2 separate regions of the Homo sapiens genome follow, and region 1 is linked to region 2. Evidence: chromatin loops called from intact Hi-C (ENCODE). Cell type or tissue: uterus. All regions are shown on one strand. Region 1 overlaps ALDH4A1 (aldehyde dehydrogenase 4 family member A1). Region 2 overlaps IFFO2 (intermediate filament family orphan 2).

Region 1 (5,000 bases), 56 kb after region 2:
GATGGCAGCCAATCCAGAGCTAACCGTGGCTTCCTTAAACCCTCCCCAAGTCACCCTGCCAAACCCCATGGGTTTCCTAACAGCATCTTACTGAGATGCCCTGTGGTTCCCTACGCTGTGTGTTTTCCCTCATTGCGCCGACCAGTGAACCCCACCTGTGCACTTCCAGCTGTTCGGGTTGTCTGGGGCCATTGACACCAGAGAGAGATGGTATCTGGGCCTTCTGGACTCAAGTGCAGGTTTCCCCTACTCTTGATCTTGAACTAGTCATTTTCCTTTTAGGACCAAAATGACCTTATTTCTGTAGAGAGGTGGCTGGTGAGGCCCGTCCTATGCCACGGTAGATGGGAAGTTTGTCAATTTCAAGTGCCCTTTGGGCATTAGTTGACTTTGTCATCATCATTCTTCTCATTTACAGAGGGGGAAACAGGCCTGAAGGGGAAGCCCCACAGCTGGGAGGTGGCAGGGCTGAGGCTCCAGCTCTGGAATGACTGACCCCAGCGTCCTAGCTTTGAGCCACCTGACCTCCCACCTTGTGACCCTCAGATGTGGTAGGGGGTGGTGGAAAGAGGTCAGAGGATTTGAGCAAGGAGTTCTTGAGACTCAGTGTCCTGGAATCAGGCACCTCACCCCCAGGGCCAGCCCTCCCGGGGCTGTGAGCTGAGCTCAGGGCAGCTCTCCAAGTTCATGGTCCACATCTTGGACATTCCTGCCCAGCCAGAGCTCTCAGCCCTTTGTGCCAAGGGGATCTCAGCTGGTTCACATTCTGAGACTGTGTTCTGGAATGTGCTGCCCTTTCAGCTTAGAGAGAGGAGTTTGGGTCTTTTTGGGATAAAGCCTGCCTTGTGGGAGAAGAAAGGGAGAGTAACGCTTTGCATGTGGAAAATACTTCAACGTGGTTTTGCATCTGTGTGTTTAAACTTCAAACAACCGCGTGAGTTCGGTGCGATTATTCTTACTTGATAGACGTAGAACCACGTTCACAGGAGGCAACTCACAGGCTCAAGGACACACAACCGTGGGACTGGGACTTGAACCTTGGGTTGTGGACCCCCAAGGTGGGTTTTTGTTGTTGTTTTGAGATGGAGTTTTTCGCTCTCTCACCCAGGCTGGAGTGCAGTGGCACGATCTCGGCTCACTGCAACCTCTGCCTCCTGGGTTCAAGCAATTCTCTTGCCTCAGCCTCCTGAGTAGCTCAGACTACAGGCACACATGCCACCACACCTGGCTAACGTTTAAAATATTTTTAGTAGAGACGGGATTTCACCGTGTTGGCCAGGCTGGTCTCGAACTCCTGACCTCAAGTGATTTGCCCGCCTTGGTCTCCCAAAGTGCTGGGATTACAGGTGTGAGCCACCATGCCCAGCCCAAGGTGGGGTTTTGACCCCCCACTTTCTAGTTGCATTGGATTTCAGGCTCTGGGTGCCCACCTAGGACCCCCTGTCGGAGGTAGAGGGGCTGGGGTCTGGTGGTGGGGCCGCTGCTGACCTCTCTGCCTCTGTCCCCTGCCCTTGTGTTCCAGCCTGCGGTGGAAGCACACCTCCTCCCTGAAGGTGGCCAACGAGCCCGTCTTAGCCTTCACGCAGGGCAGCCCTGAGCGAGATGCCCTGCAAAAGGTAATGGGAGGGTGGGAGGCACCCGAGAGGTGCAGGGCATGGAGCAGAGGCCATCCCCAGCAGCCCTGAGATAGCGCCCCGTGCCTGCAGCCATCACCCGCTTCTACCCTTGCTCCCAGCCTTGGGTGGAAGCCTGGGAGGGCTGTGGGTCTGGAGTGTGGGAACAGCTGGGAGGACCAAGGTGGCAGCCTGGAGCTACTCTGGGGCTTCTCAGGCCAGGTCAGATGTCATAAACCTAGTTGTTTTATAGTTAAACATGTTTTCCAGTTAATTGCCAGCATTTTAAAAATCATGAGATTTCATATAAGTTTCAGGTGCAGTTTTTTTATCTCTGTGTCATGGGTAGACCTCACCTTCCTGCAGGGTGACAATGGCTGGAGCAGAGTCCGGCTGTCCCCGAGGGCAGCACATGTTCTCTGATGGCCACCGACCTGGCCTGGCCCCCTTCTCATTTCTGTATTGCCTGGGCACCTCCGTCTGTGGACTCTGCGTTAGGGTTTTAGATGGGAGGAAGCGAGGAAGGCGGTGACCATACCCACTCTTGTCCCTCTCCCCAGGCCTTGAAGGACCTGAAGGGCCGGATGGAAGCCATCCCATGCGTGGTGGGGGATGAGGAGGTGTGGACGTCGGACGTGCAGTACCAAGTGTCGGTATGTCCAGCGGGTGGGCAGAGCTCAGCCCCTCCCCTGAATATGTGACCTCTTTCTCTGACAGCTCGTAAGCTTATAATGTGTGGGCTCTGACTTCAAGGCCTTTATAGTGCCCCTCCCCACCCCAGATTTTGAATTCTGTGGACCAGTAAAACTCCCAAAGCAAAGGACGGCACCCACACTGCATCCAGCCCATAGCGGCATCCTGTGTCTGGGCAAGAAAGGCCATGAGGGGGCCACACAGCATCTTCTGTTATTCCTCATAGATTTCTTGCCAAGGGGGTTTGGGAGCTAATGACAAAAAGCTGGGCCCCGGGCCCCGAGCACCTCAGATGGCATTGGCCTAAGAAGCCCCCATGCTTGGAGTTTATCCATCCAGAAACTGGCATGCACTTTACGTGGGCCAGGAAACTCATAGGTCTGTGATTTGAGGGAGAATAAAAGGTCAGCCCTTTTGCAAACAGGGCAAGCACATTCTGGCTCTGTCCGGCTGAAACCCTGGGCAGACGTGTGCAGGGGGAGGGGTGACTGAGGGGGAGGACCCAGGTCCCCCACTCTGAAGGTTCCCAGGACAGCCTGGGGCAGGAGTTGACCACAGCAGTGTCCTGGAGCTCTAGTTGCTGGGTCAGGACTACCTGGAGCTGTCCAAGCATGGCCTGGGGTCTGCAGGCATTGGCCAGGTCACTCTGTCTGTCACTGGGTGTGTGTGCAGGTGCCAGCTGACAGCAGCACCTGCCACCCAGCTCCCTGGTTGTCTCTGTAGCTGCCTAGAGCTTGCCCTCACCTGTAGCTCCGCAGGCGTCTGAGGCTGCATGGCAGCTGGGATTTTTCCAGGCAGCGAGGCTCCGGCATTCTGATAAGCCCCTGGGTGGATACTGCTGATTTTCATTTCCCACATTGCCTTGCCGACCTGGCTGGAGATTCTGGCCATGTGCTGATCACTGTGGCACGAGACATTTGGGGTTCTGGGGCATGTGAGGGCAGGATCTATGTTTGCCGGGACATAGTGCTGACGGGGTTCTGCAGTCCACTGGGGCCCAGGTCGCAGCCACCTTCTCTGCCCTTAAGCATCACAGGCCAATCTCAGGTGTGGCCCGAATACAGAGTGACTGTGCCAAGCTTTAACATGAAGGAGAATGGTCACTTTCTACTCAAGCCTAGACCAGCGCCGGCCAGTAGAATTTCCTGCAGTGAGGACAGAAATGTTCCAGATCTGCATTGTCCGTTCCAGCGGCCATGAGCCGCCACGTGTGGTTGTTGAGCATGTGAAATGTGGCTCGTGGCTACTCTTTTAGACAGGAAAGCTCCAATAACCCACCAGAAGACGGATAGGTAGCAAAAGTGTCAGCTATTACGATATAAACTATCTTGCCAGCCCTAGGAAGGAAAGAAGTGAAATTTCTCCCTGCTTCATTGGTCATGCTAGCGTTCACCACTGCCGGGCATTAGGTTTTGAAGGGAAGACAGGGGTTAAAGAAAGACACACACACAGAGAGAGGGCAGCTGAAACAGCAACACCAGTATATTGCAGAAACCTGAGGAAGTGGGGGACCAGCTTAATGCCAGGGCCCACCGCTGCTTACAGGCTGAGGTACTCATCGGTATGGGTGAGACGGGTCTGGGCAGTATGGCTTGCTGCCTGGCAGGATATTGATAAGATGTTGTTATGATCAGGTGGTTTGGCCCTCTCCGGTGGGATGTCATCGTGGTGTTCCTTGTACCTTTACCCAGCAAGATATGATAGGGATGGTTTTTTTTTTTCTGAGACGGAGTCTCGCTCTGTCGCCCAGGCTGGAGTGCAGTGGTGCGATCTCGGCTCACTGCAAGCTCCGCCTCCCAGGTTCATGCCATTCTCCTGCCTCAGCCTCCCCAGTAGCTGGGATTACAGGCATCCGCCACCACGCCCAGCTAATTTTTTGTATTTTTAGTAGAGAGAGGGTTTCACCATGTTAGCCAGGATGGTCTCGATCTCCTGACCTTGTGATCCGCCCGCCTTGGCCTCCCAAAGTGCTGGGATCACAGGTGTGAGCCACCGCGCCCGGCCAACAGGGAAGTTTCTTTAGGTGGGCCTTCGTCCGCCTTGCGGTCAGGCGGCTGAGCCGGATGGTTCTCATGGCCTGAGCTCCTGTGAAATGTTTCACTTGGCCCGAGGTCTGCAAAATAGCGGGGAGCTGACAAAATGGTGCGGTTTGGACCAACACCAGGTTGTGTTTATAAATGTTTGTTGAGGATCTTCCTATTTAGATTAGTAAATCTGGGGCTTAGGAAACAATTGCTCTGTCCATGATGGCTTCGGGGCAGGGCGGAAGTCCCAAGCATGTCACAACACCGGTGCATTCTTTTGGGCCTCACCTGGTTTTGTTGCCCATAGTCGCAGCCTCATACTGGACCAAAGAATTTTCATCCATGATCCCCTTTGGTTCTCCTGTCCATGCTAAGAGACAGGGAGGGCAGTCCCCATTTCCTAGATGAAGAGACTTAGGGAAGGAAGTGAGCTTACCTGGGGCCCCACAGCTAGTAGGTGGCAGAGCCAGGATTCGAACCCATGTCTCTCTGACCACAAAGGTCCGTGCTTTCCTGGAAAGACCCTGGGGTCTATGCCTTTCTCCTGGACTCTGAGCCTTCTGGAGAAGGAGCCATGTCTTACTCATGGTATAGCGGGTACACCAGCACCCTTAACAGGGAGCAACCTGTGGGCCGGGCACTGGGGAGGGTTTCATGGGAGCGGGGGAGG
Region 2 (5,000 bases):
GTGGCCTTGTCCCATGCCCCTGGAGGTTGCCAAAGGCTGGCTCAGGGTGAGGAGGCAGGCAGGAGGCACGGGGTCTCCCCAGCACCTGTCACAATATTGCCATGGCGGGTGGCAGAATAGGAGGCGGCTGCTGCGCTGGGAAGACTCCCTGCTGTCACTTTACAGAAATTATTTCTTGAGAAGCAAATGAATCACTGGCAGTAGCAGGCAGATGAGGCTCCCGGGCCACTGTAGCAGGCCTGTCCAGGCCCCTGCTCTTTGGAGAAGGTCTCAATGGGGGCTGGCAGGGCTGGCAGGGGAGGAGTTGGGGAACAGGGAACACATATTATGACCCGTCTGGTGATTTCCACGCGGTCTCATTTAAACCCGGTGGTGGCACTGCAGGATGGAAACCGAGGCTCAGAGAGGAGAAGTAACTTGGAAGTCAGGCTCCAGATCCAACCTTTATCCTGTGCTGTACCCAGAAAGGGCCATGCCCATTGCAAGCCGCTTTCCTGCTGTGAGCCTCAGTTTTCATTTCTGTGAAATGTTGCCTAGCAAAGCTGGGGCAGGCTGTGGATCTCAGGCTCTCAATTAATGCTCCATTTATCTTGCCCGGCCCCTGAGTGTCCTCAGGGCACAGCCAGCCCGAGGTTCTCATCCACGGATCACCAGCAGCAGAGGGCCTCGGGCATTCTGGTGGCTGTTTGGGAGCTCGCCTCCGCCCTGGGCTGGAGTATCCCTAGCTTTTGCTTTCAGTCAGTGCTGTGAACTTTGCCAGGGAACAGGGAAGTTGTTACAATCGTTTGGTGCCTCTTGTTGGGGAAGATGAGACTGCTGGGTGTGGATGTCTGAGAAGCCAAAGTGGTGGTGGTTTCAGAACAGTGGCTGAGTACCCACCGTGGGCCAGGCCCCTGCCCTCGAGAACTCAGAATCTGGGGACATAGACAAATGTGTCATGCCATGTGGCAGCATCATGTGACAACAGCATGTGCCCAGTACCTTCTCCAACAGTGCTTGCGGATAGTAGGAACACAATAAACATGTGTTAGTTAATGAATTTCATTAAATATTTATACAACATTTACTCTTTGCCAGGCTTCATTCAAAGTGGTTTGCAAACATTTAATTCATGGAAGCTGTAATAACCCTGTGAGTTGGGTGCTATCATTAGCCCATTTTAGAGATGCTAAAACTGAGCCACAGAGGCAGGGGAGGGAACTGGGCCAAGACACCTTGAAAGTGGCAAGCCCAGGCCCGGTGCGGTAGCTCATGCCTGTAATCCCAGCACTTTAGGAGGCCGAGGCGGGTAGATCATGAGGTCAGGAGTTCAAGACCAGCCTGGCCAAGATGGTGAAACCCTGTCTCTACAAAAAAAATACAAAAAAATTAGCCGGGCATGGTGGCAGGCACCTGTAATCCCAGCTACTCAGGAAGCTGAGGCAGGAGAATGGCTTGAACTTGGAGGGCGGAGGTTGCAGTGAACCGAGATCTCGCCACTGCACTCCAGCCTGGGCAACAGAGTGAGCCTCCATCTCAAAAAAAAAAAAAAAAAAAAAAAGAAAGTGGCAAGCCCAGATCTGACCGCAGGAAGTCAGGTTCCAGTTCCAACCTTAAACCTGTGTAGTACCAGAAAGGGCCGTGCCCATTGCAAGTAGCTTCCCTGCTTGAGCCTCAGTTTTCACTTCTATGAAATGGAAGTAATAAATCTGACCTCATGAGGCTGTTTGGAGGGCTGTCTAAAATGATACCCGTGGAGCACTTTGTAAACTGGCAAGCGGAGTGCCTGTGGGGACCAAATCCTTGGGAGCCCTGAGCTCTACCCACACTGCGGTTTCTTTTCCAACTTCCCATGCAGGCTGAAGCTCCTTGAAGCTCCATGCAATGCCTTGTCCTCTCTTGCCTTTACATTCACACCTCCCCTAGATCCTGGGACGGGAGGTTGGACAGAAACCTGCTATGTTAGACAGCTTAGAGCAGAACGTTTGTGTGGAACCCAAAAGCTGGGAAGAGAGGAACCTGCAGGGTTTATTTCTGCTGCCTGTCAGCTCTGAGACCTTGGGAGAGTCACTGTGCCTCTCTGAGCCTCCGTTTCTTATCTGGAAATGGGAATGGTCATGTTGCGTGGATGGCAAGTGCGATGATGGTGCTCCGATTCTGGCTGCTGTGGCAAAAATCACTAAATAAGGCTGGGGGTTCTGGGGAGAGGAGCTGGGCAGGAATCGAATGGCGTTTGGGCCTTGGCCCTGGCAGAAGCCCCTCCATGTGGCTGTGCTGGGGGTGGGGCCTGTCTCTGAGCTGTCTCTGAGATGCTTGCTCAGCGCCCTCTGGCCTGCGTGCTCCGACTCTGGGATGTGTGTTCACACAGACCCTGCTCATCTGCTGCTCGATGGAGAGAGGCCCCTGCAGCGGAGACAGCGCCTTCCGCCCTCTTAATTGGCTATCTTTATTACTTGAGTTATTTAAGACGGTTCTTGGCTCACTGCCGCCTGTTTGCTGTCTTGGGGGAGGGGAAGAGCTACTGGTCTAAGTAGATCTTGTGAAGTTCCCCAGCAGACAGGCTCCTCTCTGTATAGGGTCAGCCCATCTTCCCAGGGCCCGTTGGCACCCCCGTTTTGCTCCTGGCCCACTGTGGCAATAGGCAGAAGGCCATCTTGGGGGGTGGTAGTGGAAGATTTAGGGAAAGCTTGTTGCAAAGTCACGACCAGAGAGTCTCGGAGGTCTGGGTGGGACACTGGTGAGACCCTAGGGTGCCCAAAACCCAGGGATTCTGGAAGGTACCCAAGCCAGTTCAGGGCCAGTCAAGAAAGGTTTCCTGGAGGTGACATCACCTAGGTTGTATCTGGAAGGTTCAGTAAGAGTGGAAGAGAAGGAGAGAGGGTGTTCCAGATAGAGAGGACAGCGTGTACAAGGGCCTGGAGTTGAGCTGCTGTGCAGAACAGTGTGGAGCTGCTCCTGGTGCCCGGGCTTGAGCCTGGCACTGCCAGAACTTGGCCTGTCCTGTGCTTGCTTCTGCCCTGTCTTGTCCCCTCCTCCCTCCTCATGCTCTTCTTGGCTCTCATTTTCTGTCTTGCTCTCCTTTCCTCTCCCTCTTTCCTTTCTTTCTTGTTTTGATCTCTACTCTTTATGGCTGGCTGTCTCACTCCCATCCTGCTTGGGGCAGGGCTCTGAGGGACATCCTGTCCCCCATCCCTCAGCCAGATGCTGGGCCCTGGTGAGTGGCTCTTACTGCTGGGGCCTTGTGAGCCCATGAGTGTGCATGTATGTACGTGTGTGTGTGTATACACGCATGTGAGCACAGGTCTGGAGCCTCTGGATTTGGAGCCCTTAAGGTCATTGCCCTGCCTGTGGCGGGCCCTGCAGACCCCTTGTACTATGGGGCTGGGGGTAGGGTCTTGACATCATGGTGGGGGGCAAGGGAGGCTGCCTAGTGAGAGAGAAGCTGCTGGTTTGGAGCTCAATGCTGGCCACTGGAGACCCTCAGCCTCCCCATCCCCCATTATGGTCCAGGGCCTAGGATTAGACACAGGTCAGGAATTGGGGCTGGGGGGAGGCTTGGCTGCTCCCCTTACCTCTCCCCGCCCCGGCCCCCGATCGCCCTGGCTGTCCCTTCTCCCTCACACCTATGACTTCCTCTCATCCCCTGGATGCCCCAGAGGACTTGAGGTACCCTTCAAGCTCATCTCATCCATCCTCCTGCTTCCAGGCAAAATCATTCCCTGACATCCCAACCAAGTTAGCTATGCCTTCTGTCTTTCAAAGCGACCTTCAGCCATTCTGTAGTGGTTTCTATTTCTCTCTCACCCCTATTTGCATATTCACGACCATTTTATAGATGAGAAAACTGAGGCCCAGCGAAGGAGAGCAGCTACCTTGAGGTCACGCAACAGAGCAGGGGCCGGAACCCAGGTATTTTCACCCTGTCCCCTCCACAGGACTCCCCTTAAACCCTTGAGCTCAGGGCTCCCTCTGGGGGCTGCTGGCACTTTCAGGAGGGGTTTGGAAAACTCCCAGAGGACAGAGCACTTGGAGCAGAGAAGCAACTGCCAAAGGCATGACTCGGAGCCTGTACAGTGGGGTCCGCAGAGACAGGGCCCTGCTCCTTGACCAGACATCTGGGTCCCTGGCGCTGTGGATGAAGCTCCCTCCACCTACAAAAGAGACATCTGAGGTTGCCCGTGGGGTTTGTCTCCATGTCGCAAAAGGCACTTCTCCAGCCTCTGGCCTGGTTTTGAGGTCTTGGGATGCTGACACTGATCTGCCTTCCCGATCTGCCAGCCCTGTGCTTGGCTGCACCATTTCTCTGTGCCTCGTTTTCCTTTTGTATGGGATGGGATGGGATGATGATACCCACAGGGTGTTGGTGAGCCTGATTCAGGAAAGGCTGCCCTGTCTCCTTATCTCTGGGTTAAGCCCTGGAGCTGGAAGTCTTGAGAACTTTGCCTAGAATGTTGGAGTTGGGTGAACCGTAGAGGCTGATCTTTCATTCCCCATAAAGACCATGTTTCCAGGGCTCCTTGTCTGGGCATGTGGCCTGACAAATAGTACTTTGGGATTTGCACATGTTTTTATATGGAAAGACATTTTTTTTAAGACAGGGTCTTGCTCTGTTGCCCTGCCTGGAGTGCTGTTGAATAGTCACTGCTTGCTGCATCCTTCAACTCCTTAGGCACAAGCAATCCTCCTGCCTCAGCCTCCCGAGGAGCTAGGACTTCAGACACACACCACTACACCCAGCTAATTTTTTTTTAAAAAAAATAATTTTTGTTGAGATAGGGGTCTCGCTATGTTGCCGGGGCTGGTCTTGAACTCCTGGCCTCAAGTGATCCTCCTGCCTTGGCCTCCCAAAGTACTGGGCTTACAGATGTGAGCCACCATGGCTGGCTGAGTCTTAATATTACATTGCTGTTGGTTTCACACTTACCTTTAAATAAAATATTAGCATTTAAAACATCAGGACTTAAATTTGCCGGGTGTGGTGGCACGAGCCTGTAATCCCAGCTACTTGGGAGGCAGAGGCA

The links. A loop is a pair of places that touch in the nucleus more often than their neighbours do. Peaks named below come from ENCODE experiments on the same cell type or tissue, not always from the same donor. Only the 100,000 strongest peaks of a DNase experiment are listed, where the experiment ranks them.
Region 1: a loop joins it to region 2, with 7 times the contacts of the local background. A loop is called at or near these places in 1 of 110 quality-filtered maps.

The regions. Positions count from the first base shown.
Region 1 is chr1:18,886,628-18,891,627 of GRCh38, reverse strand. ALDH4A1 (aldehyde dehydrogenase 4 family member A1) reads left to right here. Exons shown (of 15, transcript NM_003748.4): 2 at 1,523-1,616; 3 at 2,174-2,266. Among named protein-coding and RNA genes, the nearest start is that of MIR4695, 5.9 kb to the right of the region's middle. In uterus, no CTCF peak of the experiment used is centred here; no DNase peak of the experiment used is centred here.
Region 2 is chr1:18,942,950-18,947,949 of GRCh38, reverse strand. The region is part of intron 1 of IFFO2 (intermediate filament family orphan 2); the gene reads left to right. Among named protein-coding and RNA genes, the nearest start is that of IFFO2, 11 kb to the left of the region's middle. RefSeq lists an enhancer at 3,747-3,796. In uterus, no CTCF peak of the experiment used is centred here; a DNase peak (open chromatin) is centred at 2,449; H3K27ac peaks cover 1,291 bases.